Regions from separate parts of the Homo sapiens genome. Here region 2 is linked to region 1. A link is an interaction called in ENCODE POLR2A ChIA-PET data of the cell type or tissue named here. Cell type or tissue: CD4-positive, alpha-beta T cell. All regions are shown on one strand. Links, peaks and the distances in the headings refer to the core of each region. The heading gives the core; the rest is flanking DNA. Region 1 has its middle 8.3 kb from the start of NLRP6. Region 2 overlaps PKP3 (plakophilin 3).

Region 1 (5,363 bases), core at 223-5,222:
TGTGTGTGTGGATCAGCAAAGTGCTTCCCCATAAAACTTTGCAGAAGGTGACCTTGGGACACAGTCTGGGCAATGAGGGGAAAGGGAGCCTGCTGGGTGGGCTTGGGTGGTGGGTGGAGCTGCCACGGCCGTTGGCTCTTGGCCTCCCTCCGTCTTTGTCCTCTTGGACATGGACACAAAACTTGGAGGTCCACGAGCAATGCCCAGGCCCAGGAGCCAGAGGAGATGACTCTGGCAGCTGGGAGGCCACCTCGGGGCTTTGTTCTGGGAGAACGACTCTCCTGTGGGTTTCGGTTTCATGCGGCCCAAGGCCTTCGTAACTCGTACACCTTGGACCTGTCTCCAAGGCCGCAGGTGGAAGGGCAACGTGCACTTGGCCCCACTTCTGACGCCTCCTTCCACAGCAATGCTCTCTGTGGCCCAATCTTCCACGAAAGCAAACTGTCCTCCAAGGCAGGTGCTGGGCGTCCAGTGCTCCTTAAGGAAGGTCTTTCCCTTCCCCACAGAGACCCAGAGAGAAAGCGCCTCCCCCATGAAGCTGCTGGTCAAATGCTCGTTCCATTGGGCACTCACTGTACCAGGAAACCTGCTAGAGCAGCCGAAGAAAGAAAGGTTCAAACTGGTCTCAAAAGTAAGACGGCCTCAACACGGAAGGGAACCTGGACACAGCTGCAACATGGACGGCCCTGAGGACATTGAATAAGCCAGACACAGAAGGACAAATGCTGTGTGTTAGCACTTACCTGAGGCCCCTAGAGCCTCCGACTCACAGAGAGAGTAGAACAGCAGGGGCCAGGGCTGTGGGAAGGGGATGGGAAATGGGTGTTTAATGGGGAGAGAGTCTCAGTTTGGGAAGATGAGAAAGCTCTGGAGAGGGACGATGGTGATGGGTGAACGATGTGAATGTACTTCATGCACACTTAGCAATGGTTAAAATGGTATATTTTATGTTATATAAATTTTACCACAATTTAAAAAATAAGACAAAAAAAGCCAGTGTATCCATAATCTGATTAATTATTAGCTCAAGTGTTTTCCCGAGATAGGTCAGGAAATCAAAGCCTCTGCTTGTTTCTTCAGGAAGGGCCCCTGGCAGGACCTTGAGAACAGCAATTGATCTGCCCCACCCTGGAGAACAGGGGCCGTAAAGTCTTATCAGGGTCATCATGCCACCAACCCTTGCCACCCTCGGAGAACAGGAGCCCGCAAGGTATCCATCCTGTATCCAATTCCCTCTCAGAGCTGAGCTGCTCAGAACGAAAGCTGTCCCCAAGTGTGGATTAATCGTGGCCGCTGGTGGCTGTGGGGTGTCCCTTCACCAGCCGGGGGCAGCCTCCCTCCCTGGCCCCCAGGCCCTGGTGGTCTTCACTGGGGAGGCAGGGCCTTGCCGCCAGGGCCTCCTGTTGGTGGGGCCTGGTGGAGGGGCATGAGTGGGACTCTCTTTCCAGAGGGGGCTGGGCCCCTCAGCCTCAGAGGCAGAACCCCCTCTTTTGCCTCATTAGGTGGATGAGAGGAGGTGCCTATCTTTGTGGAGCCCCAGGACCTGTCCCCTTTACTTCCAAGGACATAGAGGACAGGAGGCCTGGGAGGAGCAAAGAGCCAGAGGCAGAACTGCCTCCTGGGCATATGACGCTCTCCCTTGGGGCGGAAAATCCCTCTTGCCCTGCAGGGCAGGGGGCTCTCCCAGCTGCCAAGGCCATCAGGGTGGTGACATGGAAGCACTAGGGCCCTTCCTGCTGCACTTCGGGAGCCCACCAGGACCTGGGTCCCGCCTCCTCCTCATTACAGGCCCGGGGACCCTCTGCCTCCCGATCCCCTGTGCTACAGTGGACCGAGCCCCTGCCCCGAGGGTCACACCGCTGCCTGCTGGGAAAGGCAGCTGGCCCCCGTCGGGCTGGCTCTCCCTGGTCCAGTGTGCCCTCCTGGGTAGTTCCTCCTCGCTCACCAGCACAGCTCTGGTGCACACACCCACAGCAGGTCCACACGGCTGCCACACCACCTCCCTTCTCTGCTCAAATGTCTCCTCTCCCGAGGCCTCTGACCACCTGCCTAAGGTACTCCCCAAGTTTACTCTCTTGTGCATTGGTGTCCAGAGGCGGTAAAGCCTGGGGGTCTGGGGTCCTGTGCACCCTGTTGAGTGGGTGGCTGGTCCAGCTCCTGGCTCTGCCACTCACTGGTCACTCTGTGACCCTGGACACACTCTAGGTGAGTTTCTGTGTCTGTGGATGGACGGTTCCTGCTCCCTAAGGTGGTTGTGATCTCAAAGTGGTGATATTAAAACACTAAGAGTCGGGCCTGAGTGGAGCGGGGCCTCCTCCTTCACATAAATCAACTGGAAATGGACCAAGGCTGACATTTAAGAACTAAAACCATAAAACACTTAGGAAAAAATGTAGGGAAATCTTCATGACCTTGGATGATGATGATGATGATTATTATTATTATTTTTTTTTTTTTGAGACGGAGTTTGCTCCATTACCCAGGCTGCATTGCAATGGCGCGATCCCGGCTCACTGCAACTTCCACCTCCTGTGTTCAAGCGATGCTCCTGCCTCAGCCTACCTAGTAGCTGAGATTACAGGCGCCTGCCACCATGCCCGGCTAATTTTTGTATTTTTAGTAGAGATGGGGTTTCACCATGTTGGCCAGGCTGGTCTCAAACTCCTGACCTCAAGTGATCCACCTGCCTCGGCCTCCCAAAGTGCTGCGATTACAGGCGTGAGCCACCGTGCCCGGCCGACCTTGGATTCTTAGATATAACACCAAAAGCATGGGCAATGACAACAACAACAAAAAGATAAATTGTACTTCATCAAAATTAAAATCTTTTGTGCATCAAAGGACACTATCAAGGGGCTGAAGAGATCACCACAGAATGGGAGAAAATGTTTGCGAATCATATATCTGGTAAGGATTCATATACGTAATATAAAAAGGACTCCTTCAAATCAACAACCAAAACCCAAACAGCACAATTTCAAAATGAGCAAAGGACTTGAATAGACATTTCTCAAAAAAAAAAAAAGATGCGAATGACTGACAAGCACGTGAAAAGTTGCCCAACCTCGTTAGTCATTACAAAAATGCAAATGAAAAGAACAGTGAGATACCTTCTTACCTCCACTAGGATGGCAATTATTATGCAACTAAACAAAACAAACATGAAGAAAACAAGTGATGGGAAGCCTCCCATGTTGCTGGTGGGACGGTAAAATGATGCAACTGTTGAAAACAGTTTGTTTTTTCTTAAAAGACGCGGAAGAATTGAAAACAGGAACTGAAACCACACTCGTGTTCACTTTGCTAGTAGCGTTATTCATAACAGTCAAAATGTGGAAGCAACCAAGTGTTCCTAAACAGGTGAACAGACAAACAAAACTCAGTCTATCCGTACAGAGAAATGCGATTCAGGAATGAGAGCCCGACGCATGGGTGAACCTTGGGCACATCACGCTGAGTGACATGAACCTGACACAGAAGGACACGTACTGTATGAATCCACTTCTATGAAATAATTAGAACAGGCAAATCCGTAGAGACTGAAAGTAGATGAGACACGTGACCAGAGGCTGGGGGGACGGAGGAATGCAGAGTTGCTGTTTAATGGGGACGGAGTTTCTGTCTGACGGATAGAAAGGATTTTGGAAATAGTGGTGATGGTTACACAATATTGTGCATGTAACTAACATCATTGAACTGCACACTTAAAAATGATTAAAACAAAAAGAGTTCTGTTACGTCTGATCCTTTGCCACGATTTTTAAATAGCGCCTGCCCCGTGGTCAGTGCCTCCTGTGTTGGCCGCAATGCTGTGCTCCTCACAGCTGGCGCTGACCGCTATTTCCTGCTCTAGGGCGGTAGGCGGCATCTGAGAGCATGAACAAAATGCCCTACCCAGAAGGAGCTACGTCTTTGTTGGGAGACAGAAAATAAACAGGATACATAAATAAACAACACATGGATTAAACAGTGCCAAGGGCGGGGCGCGGTGGCTCATATCTGTGATCCCAGCACTTTGGGAGGCAGAGGCGGGCGGATCACTTGAGGTCAGGAGTTCGAGATCAGCCTGGCCAACATGGTGAAACCCCGTCTCTACTAAAAATACAAAAATTAGCCAGGCGTGGTGGCGGGCATCTGTAATCCCAGCTACTCGTGAGGCTGAGGCAAGAAAATAGTTTGAACCCAGGAGGCAGAGATTGCAGTGAGCAGAGATCACGCCACTGCACTCCAGCCTGTGTGACAGAGCGAGACTGCGTCTCAAAAAACAAAAACAAAAAACAAACAAAAACAGTGCCAAGGACAGAGCAGAGCGGAGAGAGGAGAATAAACGAGGGGGCAGGTCCGCGGTGGGGACGCAGTCAGGTGCAGGGCAGGGCCGTGGTCTGGCAGGAGCTGGCCCACTCAGGACACAGGAGGCCTGGGTGGCTGGGAGAGCCAGGGGGGCCGAGGAGCGGGCAAGGCTCCCTGGGCTGCTGTGGGGCTGGGGAGGGTGTGAGGGAGGGAGACGTCCGGCTCTCCTGAGGGGAAGGGAATCAGAGAGGGGCCACGCTCTGCACATGCGTAAAAAGGGTGGATCCCATGTGGCGTGTGAGATGAGAAGGGCTGAGGCAAGAGGAGGGATGGAAGTGGGGAACTAGAGCGAGGAACAGGGTTTGCAGGTAACGCCCAAGGCCCAGGTATCCTAGTTTGAGAAGCCTATTTACCAGGGAGCTGGGATGGCCGGGACCAACCCGGGCAGCAGCCGTGCAGCCCCTCCTAGTCACCACCCCCAGCCCAAGGAGGGACAGGTGAGGACTTCAAAGGGCCAAGCCCTCCAGCGTCCTCATCAGAAGCTCAGGTGAGGGCACACAACGTGAATTTACCGTTGCACAGTGCAAGCTCCAGCAAGTGAGGCTCAGCAGTGCCCTTGCAGAAGGAAGTGTTTTCCCCCAGCCTTGTCCCCGCTGCGGTGATTCCCCTCAGGGCAAAAAATCACTCCCCGGAGGCTCCCGCAGTCCCCCAGAACCATTCACTGCCCCATCTCTTCCGGGTCCACCCCACGAAGCTTGATCCACTCTCTTCACCCTCCCGGCTCCCAAAACTGTCCAGGGACCCGTGGAATTTCAGGGTCTAACAGCAGCAAAGCACCTTTTGCTCTCAAACTTCTCTGAAGTTCATTCCGCCCTCGGGCTGGCACGATGTCCTGTCCAGCTCCTCCCGCCTCCTCCTCGCCCCTCCCCCTCCTCCCCTCCTCGCTCCTCCCCCCTCCTTGCTCCTCCCCCCTCCTCGTTGCTCCTCCCCTCTCCCTCCCCCTCCCCTCCCTCCTCGCCCCTCCCCCTCCTCCTCGCCCCCCCTCCTCCTCGCTCCTCCCCCCTCCTCGCTCC
Region 2 (5,363 bases), core at 91-5,090, 130 kb before region 1:
CGACAGGGGGCTCAACACCAGGTCTGTGAGCTGCTCCAGCGTGTCTCTGGCCAGGCGGTCCTTCAGGTGGTCGCTGGATGAAAGGTTCCACAGGATCCCTGGAGGACGGGGGAGGCTGCTATCAGCGTCTGCCCTCCAACCCCCTCCGCGTTTCTGGGGATGGTGTGAAGAGGTCCCGCCTCTCCCCAGGGGCTGGCCTGGTGTTCTGTGCCTCACCCACGAGCCCCACTGGGGAGACCCTGGGGTGGCATTTGAGGTGATAGAGCTGGGACCAAGCAAGAGGGGACAAGATGTGGGGGTGGGGTGGTGAGCAGGCCTGGCAGTGCAGGCGGCTCCAAGGAGACAAAACCACAGGACAGGGTGGCCGGGGGTCCAGGAAAGAGGCGGGCAGTGGAGGCCCAAGTAGAAACACGGCCGGCAAAAGGTACAAAGGGACGGAGGGGAACCGAATGAGGTGGAGGGGTCAGAACGGAGGAGAGAGGACAGGCAGAGGAGGGACAGGAGGAGGGGGACAGGCAGAAAAGGGGGACAGGTGGAGGGGGGGACAGGTGGGGGATAGGCAGAGGGGGCAGGTGGAGGAGGGGGGCCAGGTGGGGGGGACACAGAGGGAGGACAGGAGGAGTAGGGGACAGGCAGAGGGGGCAGGTGGAGGAGGGGGCAGGTGGAGGAGTGGGGCAGATGGCGGGCAGGTGGGGGGGTAAGGCAGAGGGGGGGAGGAGGAGTAGGGGGGCAGGTGGCAGAGGGGGCAGGTGGAGAAGGGGGGCAGATGGTGGGCAGGTGGAGGGGGGCAGGTGGGGAGGAAGGCAGGGGGGATAGGCAGAGGGGCGCAGGTGGAGGAAGGACAGGTGGAGGAGGGGACAGGCAGCACCTGTGACATTTTTGCGAAGCTCATCATCCTGCTCCCGCAGTGTCCGCAGCAGCTCGAAGATCCCGTTCTCCTCCACCAGGGCCAGCTTGTTGTCAGCGTTGTCGTAGATGAGGTTGCGCATGGCACCTGTGGCATGGCGCTGCACTTCCTGGTTGGCGTGGTTGAAGAGCTTCACCAGCCTAGGCACGGCCTGAAGGCTGCGGGCCTGCGGGCACAGGCATATGGGGGTGCACAGACGCATGTGGATGGATGCAGACTATGCACCTGTGTGCAGCTGTGTCCAGGTGCGTAGATGTAGATATGCAGGGGATGCAGCCGTATAGGGAGGTGACGGAGGTGTGTGCGGCGGTAGGGAGGTGACGGAGGTGTGTGCGGGGGTACGGAGGTGACGCAGGTGTGTGCGGGGGTACGGAGGTGACGGAGGTGTGTGCGGGGGTACGGAGGTGACGCAGGTGTGTGCGGGGGTAGGGAGGTGACGCAGGTGTGTGCGGGGGTACGGAGGTGACGCAGGTGTGTGCGGGGGTAGGGAGGTGACGCAGGTGTGTGCGGGGGTAGGGAGGTGACGCAGGTGTGTGCGGGGGTAGGGAGGTGACGCAGGTGTGTGCGGGGGTAGGGAGGTGACGCAGGTGTGTGCGGGGGTACGGAGGTGACGCAGGTGTGTGCGGGGGTACGGAGGTGATGCAGGTGTGTGCGGGGGTAGGGAGGTGACAGAGGTGTGTGCGGGGGTACGGAGGTGACGCAGGTGTGTGCGGGGGTAGGGAGGTGACGCAGGTGTGTGCGGGGGTACGGAGGTGACGCAGGTGTGTGCGGGGGTAGGGAGGTGACGCAGGTGTGTGCGGGGGTACGGAGGTGACGGAGGTGTGTGCAGGGGTACGGAGGTGACGCAGGTGTGTGCGGGGGTAGGGAGGTGACGCAGGTGTGTGCGGGTGTACGGAGGTGATGAGGTATATGTGGGGGTAGGGAGGTGACGCAGGTGTGTGCGGGGGTACGGAGGTGATGAGGTATATGTGGGGGTAGGGAGGTGACGCAGGTATGTGCGGGTGTACGGAGGTGATGAGGTATATGTGGGGGTAGGGAGGTGACACAGGTGTGTGCGGGGGTACGGAGGTGACGGAGGTGTGTGCGGGGGTACGGAGGTGACGCAGGTGTGTGCGGGGGTACGGAGGTGACGCAGGTGTGTGTGGGGGTATGGAGGTGATGCAGGTGTGTGCGGGGGTACGGAGGTGACGGAGGTGTGTGCGGGGGTATGGAGGTGATGAGGTATATGTGGGGGTACGGAGGTGACGCAGGTGTGTGCGGGTGTACGGAGGTGATGAGGTATATGTGGGGGTACGGAGGTGATGCAGGTGATACTGGTGTATCCAAATTGTATCCTTCTGCTCTTCCTCTGCTGAGGGGGCTCCAGACAGAGTGGGGTCTACCCAGTCAGCTTGGGGATCATGAGGGGTGCTCAGTGAGCAGAGGACAGTGGGAGGTGGTGGGGCCCACGAAGGAGGTCACCAGGGGGCAGCGAGTGGGTGGTCGGGGTGGTCACCTGCTTCTTGGCGGCTGCATCGCTGTAGCACTTGTGCTGGATGTAGGCCGCTCCCAGCACCTGCAGGTTGGGGTCTGAAGCCATGAGGTACTTGACTGCTGAGGGCAGGTCAATGTCATCAAAACTGCGGAGCCAGGGGTCAGGGGTCAGGCTAACTTTGGGTTCAGGCTGGGCCCGTGGTAGAAGCCCCCTCCCTGAGCCGGGCCCAGCCGCTCACCCGCTGCTGAGTCTCTGCAGGGTTCGGTGGCTACCGTAGCTGTTGAACCCATGCACGTCCGGCAGGTGGCCCGAGTCAGCCAGGCTGAGGCTGAGGCTGCGCACAGATGGCGCTCGAGCCACTGGCTCCAGGACGGCCCCCGGCACTGCCCCGCCTACCCCGCGGCTCCGGTGGCTGCTCTGGAATCGCTGCAGGGTCCGCACGGCAGGGGCACGGATGGTCCGGCTCGGGGAAACCTCAGTGGCCTCGGGCCAGTCCAGCCCCCCTGCCCGGCTGGAGCTGGAGCTGGCCTGGCGCTCGTACGCAAAGGCCCTGTAGGTGGAGGTGGCCGCGGGCTCCAGCTGCTCAGACACCAGGCTGTAGCGGTCGTCCAGGCCCCCGGGCCCCAGCCGCAGCGAGCGCAGGGAGAGTGTGTCATAGTCGGCCCGGCTCCCAACCCCACCGCGCTCATGGAAGGACACGGGCCTGGTGGGCATGGGAGGGGTGGGCTGGGCACCCCCGTACCCAGCGGCCCCAAAGGCGCTGCCCCCGTTGTGGGCTGAACTCAGCCTCCGACTGCAGCTCAGATCCACGGCGGAGCGGGAGGACCAGGAGGCTGGGCTGTAGGCCGGCTTGGCGATGGGCCGGAAGCCCTGTGGGTCGAGAGGGGGCGGTGAGGGCGTGCCTGGGCTCACCTGTGTCCGGGCCCGCTGCAGAGCCTCCCACTCTCCAGACTGCAGAGCTCAGATCGTCCCCCTCGGGCTGGGCCCATCGCTCACCGAGGTCTTGTCCCCACTCAGGCCCTGAGAGCGAGAGCTGAAGCCAGCCTGCAGGGTGTGGTACTGCCCCCTGGATGTGCCTGTGGAGAGGGACGGTGGTAGCCCAGCTCTGCCACACAGCAAAGCACTGGCCTCCTGCCTCCTCTCCACCACTCCATCGCTATTGGCAACCCTAGGAGCAGCCTCCAATCCAGGGCAGGGAGGCCAGGGGGGCACCAGGGCCAGTGCCTCCCCATTCCTGCCATGGCTTGGTCTCCTCACATGTCAGCCCTGGTGGTCCATCTTCCACAGCCCACCCCCCAGCTGTGCCTCCTCTACCCGAGAGGGCAGATACGCTCACCCACTGACCTCCTGGTCGCCAGGAGGAATGTGCCAGGGCCTCTGACATCAGTTCTCCAATCCTTGCCATGGTACAGTGCCCAGCCTCCTCCAGGAAGCCAGCCTGGCCTGCCCCGGCCCACACTGACTCCTTTTGAGCCCCTCCTGTGCCCAAACCTCATCTGTGCCCGGTCACAGGAGAGTGACACTGTCTCCCTGGACCAGTATGCCCTGTTGCAGTGCCCTGTCCCACCCGGCAGAGCCTGAGGCAGGGGCCACACCCACCCCGTCCAGCCACACACACGCCAAGGGCAGCTGCGTCAGCCCGACTCCACAGTGAGTGGACAGACAGGTGGGTGGGCAGAGGGTGGAGGGCGGAGGGTGGATGGAGGGACAGGCAGGAGGAGGATGGGAGGGCTGCTGTGACTGCTGGAAGGATGGACAGAGTGGTGGATGGAGGGGTGGGACAGCCGTCGACGACAGGGTCCCATGGTTGGATGGTGAGTGGGCAGAGGGATGGACTCGTGGATGGGTGCAGAGAGGATGGGCTGATGGTGGGGGCATGAGAAGGCCCACCAGAGCGACCTGGCTGAGGGGCTCAGGGTGGGGTGCAGGGAAAGGGGCCGTGGCCCTCCCACAACTCTGCCCAGAGCTGGATGCTCTGTGGGGGACACCCCCATGGCAGAGGCCCCAGGTTCACCCTGGTTAATGGGGCTTCTGGGCCGGGGCTATTAACCCTCTGACGCTCGTGAGGCCCAGCCCGGAGTGGGGGCACGCCCCAGCCTGGGGACCTCACCCCCACCCCCCAATTATAATCCACCTCCCTCTAATTGGCAGGGCAGCCAGGGTGGTAATTAACCCTTCCCTCACCGTCCTCCACCCCATGACCCCTGGGCACCCGACTTGGTCACCAGCAAGGCTGAGGCCCCTGGAGGGAGGACCCCACAGTCCAGGCCGCCGGGCCGGCCCCTCCGCTGGGCGACCTTCACTTCCCCCTGGCCAGTGGCTGGAGGCCAGTCCTGGGGAAGGCCCCTCTAAACACCAAGTGGACCATGATGAACTGGCATCTGGGTCCCTGGCATTCTGGGAGGTCCATCTTACTGTCTAACCTTAATCCCTGTTGCTGTAGCCTGGGAAGGAGGAAATGGCGTTCCTAGAACCACTGCCTTCAACTCACAGCGTCTGTGCTCCTGTCACTCACACTCACACGCATGCACACACACTCGCGTGAGTGGGGCCAGGATTCCGCCACAGGTGGGTCTGGCTGGCACCGAGGGGTGCTCCTCCACCTGCTGTTCCCACAGAGAAATCTAGGTCACTCCAGCCGGGCCCTCCCCTCTAATTCCTCAGGGAGCCCCTGGTCCAGACAGGCCTGGCTTTCCTCCAGGACTTCCAGCACCCCCACACCTCTCCCCGCTTTCCCGTTCTGCTCATTCCCGTGAGGTATGGGAGGAGCGTGGGTGTCTGGGTGTCCCTGAGACCCTATGTGAGTCTGTGCTACCGGGGCCAGGCGCGTGCGTGTTCCGGGTTTGCCGACCGAGTGGCCTGGCCCGCCTGCCATGTGCCAACCTTCCCTGTCATCCCCCACAGGGATGGCTCCAGGACTCCAGGCACAGGTGGGGCCTGGCCAGGCTCAGTCTTTGGAGGACCCCGGGGTCCCTGCTTGGA

Evidence for each region. Peaks named below come from ENCODE experiments on the same cell type or tissue, not always from the same donor. Only the 100,000 strongest peaks of a DNase experiment are listed, where the experiment ranks them.
Region 2: POLR2A ChIA-PET joins it to region 1 with 6 read pairs; 9 of 35 experiments call an interaction of 5 or more read pairs at or near these places.

What each region holds. Positions count from the first base shown.
Region 1 is chr11:267,417-272,779 of GRCh38, reverse strand. No RefSeq gene overlaps it. Among named protein-coding and RNA genes, the nearest start is that of NLRP6, 8.3 kb to the left of the region's middle. RefSeq lists an enhancer at 3,231-3,300. In CD4-positive, alpha-beta T cell, for the core only: no CTCF peak of the experiment used is centred there; DNase peaks (open chromatin) are centred at 3,159, 3,839 and 5,049; H3K4me3 peaks cover 2,542 bases; H3K27ac peaks cover 2,848 bases.
Region 2 is chr11:394,702-400,064 of GRCh38, reverse strand. It overlaps PKP3 (plakophilin 3), which reads right to left. Exons shown (of 13, transcript NM_007183.4): 2 at 3,378-3,457; 3 at 2,620-3,251; 4 at 2,403-2,526; 5 at 869-1,073; 6 at 1-98. Among named protein-coding and RNA genes, the nearest start is that of PKP3, 3.2 kb to the right of the region's middle. RefSeq lists an enhancer at 3,153-3,682. In CD4-positive, alpha-beta T cell, for the core only: a CTCF peak has its summit at 2,667 (motif pointing right); DNase peaks (open chromatin) are centred at 2,694, 2,932 and 3,444; H3K4me3 peaks cover 1,001 bases.